Linked DNA regions of Homo sapiens: region 1 is linked to region 2. Evidence: read pairs that join two places in POLR2A ChIA-PET (ENCODE). Cell type or tissue: OCI-LY7. All regions are shown on one strand.

Region 1 (2,500 bases), 310 kb after region 2:
TGGGATTGAATGGGCTTGTACAGTTACAAATAGGATTTGGGGTCATCCTTTGCCTTATCTTTAAAACAGTTGTTGTTCAGGAGAAGAATTAAATGCTTATTTTTTTACCTGTATAGAAGCAGAATTTGGGGCCCTTAGGCTGCCTTTCTTCCATGTCAAAGATGTTAATAATGTATCTGCTTACCAATGTGACAAAGAATATGTATTGGCTGGGTTATTTTCTTTGAACTGAAGCAAACACTGAAAACTTTCATTTTATCATTAAAAATCTTTCCCATATAATTTTGCCATATCACACCCCCTGTAGAGCACTACAGTCTATGTTAACTCTGGGCATAAGAAATTCATGGACTTTCCCCCGGTTAATAAATAATATATAAAATATACATATATATATATCAGTGACATAATCTCTTGTGTTTATGTGGCTGAAGAAATATGTAGGTGGATACTTCATAAAAATTGTATAATTTATACATTTTTAAAATTGGAAACCTGAAGCTGAGCTAAGTAAAAAACACTGCCAAGTAAATATGAAAAACTGTGACCACTTTAGGCGAGCTTTCTTTTGAGAGAGCAATATACTTCTGAAGGAAAGTTTTAACAATTATTATACATAATGTATGTCATTGAGCTATTTGTTTATCAGTATCTGAAAATATTGTGACATCAAATATAATTGAACAGTTACTCATGTTTGTAGATGCATTTACTATTAATTTTGGTATAAACACATCAATTACATGTTAAAATACTTGCATTTCCACCAAGAACAGAATGTTACAATTCAGTGGTCATCATGCCATGTAAAAACATGAACGGTCATACAAAAACTTGTTTTTTTGAGAGAATAAAAATAATGTGTGTAATTGAAGTAATCTTTTACACTGAGGCAGAGATAATTTAAAAATGAAAATAATAGCCTCATCGTCAGTCTCCAATGCCATGAAATTTGTGTTAAAGATCTTGTTTCTCTTTGCTACTTAGCAAGGACCCAAGCCATCGGTAGCAACCATTGTGTCTAATTTACACTCTTTATGTCAAAAGGAGAAATGAAAACTAGGGAATGACAGAGGTGAATGAAGCTGTCCTTCCCTTAATTTTATTTAATCACCGTAACCAGCTCTCTCAACATATGCTCCAGGAATAGTTTGGTTTTTATATTATCCACCAGCACCACCAAGTGGTAAAATTTTTATTTTTTCTTGTACAGTGATCGTTGAAGACAAAACAAAATACAATACTGGAATAATATTAGGACTAATTAAGGGCCTCAGTTATATCCAACAAAAAGTACATCCTAGAATCCCCAGGGTTTATTAAAGAACTGTTGAAAAGCTTACATTTCAAAAATTAAAAAAAAAACAAAGATAAGTTTAAAAATAGATTTTGTGGTTATGCTTATTTTTCTTGTGTTTCTTTATATTAATGCCGATAACATAAAAAGGTAAATTAAGAGATGATTTTACAAAGCAATTTATTTTAATTTTATTCCACAATATATACAATTTTACTCTAATAGCATAAATTATACTTTTTATGATCAATATTATTCAATTTGCTGGTAGAAATTTGAAGAATTAAAAAGTGTGCTGTGAGCTAAAATATTTGTTACTTGAGTGAAGTAAAAATGAACTGCTATACAACACTTTTTATAAACTCATGTAATAAAATCATTTTGTTTAGTGATAACATGAAAACAACACATAAATTCTTTGTTTACTAGGAATAAAATTGCATACATATATATGCTTAAAATATTTGTTGAAAATAACACAAATTTTAGGTGTCAACATTTGGGGGGGTTAACTATTTAGATATTTAATTTTCTAAAATATATGTGATTTGCAAAAATAAGCAATGGCAAAACTCAAATCACACTAAAATTGTATTCAAATTTGCCAGGTAGAAAGTGCGAGAATCCCAGTTGCAAGTTGTATTATAACTATCTAGGACGTGAGGGGACTTGAGCACTAGTAATGTGCTCAGGTACATTTCAGTACTCAAGATAAATTAAAATCTAAATCTATTAATACTATTCTACCTTAGAAAATATTAGTGCATTTCATATTGGAAATGAAATGTGTCTGTTTTCAGTATTAGTCCAATTACTCTTAGGGTTGCTTTGTTCAAATATGGAATATTTATATCTCTCTACTTATGCTGTTAGATTGTCTTGTCAAGTGATGATGCATTAAGGACAATTAATATCAAGTTTCAAAATCATTAATAGCAAAGGTTAACCATATAAAATTATTTTGTTCTCATTTATAGCTTGAGCATTCTTCCTGTTGATCAAACAAAGCAAACTTTATTATATTACTGCCATAAAACAACACCACCTTGACAGAGCCTATCATGTCTTTCAAGGAGGAAACAGTGTTTCAGATGAATTTTAGCTCTGGTCTGTATAAATTTAAGAAGGGTTTTCCCATATGGGGATCTATTTAGGATTCAATGTAGCTTATTATCTAATAATTTTGCATTGATGGGCATAGGG
Region 2 (2,500 bases):
GACATCACAGGCAAAAAATAGAATGGGAAATGTAAAAAGTTTACCAGGTGTAATTGAATGAAGGACAAGTTTCCTAATCTCTTGTTTACTCTGTTGGAGATATATTTAGGAGAATTTCCTAGTCTGCTTTATAACTTCCTCTTTGGCCACTATCTTGACCTGGAATAATTACAAAAAGAATGTATTAGAGCACAGTAATATTGTCCACAGAAAATCTGTCTATCTGTGCTCATGTCCTCTGGCATCCACCTAGCTTTGTAGCTCATTTCGTTTGGAAAAGAAAAAATAAATACAGAATATTGCCACTTCCTGAGTTACATTTAGGACATGATGTTGTTACTAAATTTACCGTCTTTCACAGTAACATAACCTATGCAATGAGATTTTTTGAGAAGTAATTTTATTTTAAATAAGCGTTAGTATAGAGGCATTTAATCTTGGCAGATATAATTTGCTGTCTTTCAGACATGCTACAGTTGGCGGAAGAGATTACTTTTGTCATGCTGATAAGAAACATGCCATGTGATGTACTATATCATATCAAGTGATGTTATTGAATGACATAGACATCAAATAACACCTTCCCTCAAACCAACCCTTTGTGTATGCACTGTCAGGTTGAATGAATTAACAATAGCAACATACAGGTTTCACACAGACTTTCAAAAATTTTGAGCATTCATATTATGTATTTTTCACAAGGAAGCTGTTTCTTATGTATTTTATGTTAAATTTGAAAAATATATATACTCTGTGTGGATTCATTTTTATGATGTACTTTTTTCTAAAATTGTTTAATATTTATGTTTCAAGTTTTAGAATTGCAGTAAAATCCTATTGTAATTGCCAATGTTAGTGTTTGTCTGACTGTGATTTTTAAAAAATGTAAACCAAAAAATCATTAGGACAATAACAGGTATGATTTCAAGTTATATAGCTCTTAAGCTCATTCAACAAATAATTTTATTTGGTTTTAGAAATAAAATATGAGCTATTTTCTTGTATTTCATTATCACAAAGACAACGAAAACACTTATCAGTGAGTATTCATGTTACCATAACAAATAAGTATGCCACACTAAATTCAGACTGTATGTGATACAAGCCTGCCATCTACTGACTACACAGGAAATAGAAACCTACTTAGTCACAAGAAATGGATGAAACACTTCACAATTAATATTTAAATTTAAAGTAGGATAAAGTAATATTCTATATTTGACCAGTTTTCAGTTCATAATGATAAAAACACCTTAGCACAAGTCTCAGAAGTAGATTAGTATCCTAGTAAATAATTATTTAAAGACAATATAACACATTCAGATACTAATATAATCAATTTTTCTAATCATTAGCACTGCATTGAATCATTCTTGAGAAAAGATGACCTCTAATGAAAATAAATAATTTGAAGTTTCTTAACTATATCATAACCTGCCATGTTAAAAAGTAGTAATAGAGATTATAAAATTTTAAGTTTGTATAAATCCAATGCTTACTCAGTGATGAAAAACTAGATAAGAAAATGTTGCACACTGGACAAAACATATGTAATTACTAGCATTTACAATAATAAAGCTTTCCTTTTACAAAGAATGAAGGTAAAATTTATTGAAAAATCACAAGACGTGCATGTTATGAGGCTGTATAAAATATTTTTGATATCACTTTAAAAATTAGAAAAGACGTACCATTTATGTCTAAGTCAATATTCATTTCTGTATATTTAAACATGCACAGAAAATAATATTCTGATAGATAAAAAATTGGTGGCTATCATTAGGATAGAAGAAGGATGGGGACATTCTTATATTAAGGCCTTGTTTAGGAATAAAAATATTTTAAAATAAAATAAAAGTCATATGGTCAACCATGTTCTACTTTACTTCCCCTTGTGTCATCAAATTCAGTACATAGTTATATTTTATTCGATATTTAAATTTTCATTTTTATCATCAAGCATTTTTATTTGAAATGGAATTATGATAAACAGTTATAGGCACATGACTTTGAGGGTTTTAGTTTTAGTTTTGTTTTTTAAATGACAATCTAAATTGATAATATATCTTTAGAAGTACATATGAATGCAAACAGCAAGTGGTACAGAAAAAAAATTTCATTAAAAATTTAAGATAAATTCTAAATTGATCAAACAAGCCCAAAATACAAAATCTACAAAATGTCAACCTCTAATAATATCTTGGTCATTCTCTGTTGTTTAAATACTTCAAGACAGTCCTAGGTGATAAAAATTGGAGAATGTCAAGAGTTTTAATTTTTAATCATCTTTTCATGTTGATAATAAATGAGTGGGAATTGGGCCATTATTTAAAATAGAAAATTAAAAGATTTGCAGCATTTATTAACTAGCTCTCAGGACCCTAATTATATAAGAAGTATAAATGCAGTCTTTATGTATAATAAAAAAAGTCATTTTTTAGTCTACATATGATCATTTTGTGTGTTCATAGTTTCATATAATAACATATTTTTAATTAGC

The links. Peaks named below come from ENCODE experiments on the same cell type or tissue, not always from the same donor. Only the 100,000 strongest peaks of a DNase experiment are listed, where the experiment ranks them.
Region 1: POLR2A ChIA-PET joins it to region 2 with 5 read pairs; 1 of 35 experiments calls an interaction of 5 or more read pairs at or near these places.

What each region holds. Positions count from the first base shown.
Region 1 is chr13:62,013,148-62,015,647 of GRCh38, reverse strand. All of the region lies in intron 1 of LINC00358 (long intergenic non-protein coding RNA 358), which reads left to right. Among named protein-coding and RNA genes, the nearest start is that of LINC00358, 15 kb to the left of the region's middle. In OCI-LY7, CTCF peaks have their summits at 997 and 1,198 (motif pointing left); a DNase peak (open chromatin) is centred at 1,157.
Region 2 is chr13:62,318,931-62,321,430 of GRCh38, reverse strand. LINC01074 (long intergenic non-protein coding RNA 1074) reads right to left here and starts at 126. Exons shown (of 2, transcript NR_149075.1): 1 at 45-126. In OCI-LY7, CTCF peaks have their summits at 905 and 1,112 (motif pointing left); a DNase peak (open chromatin) is centred at 1,090.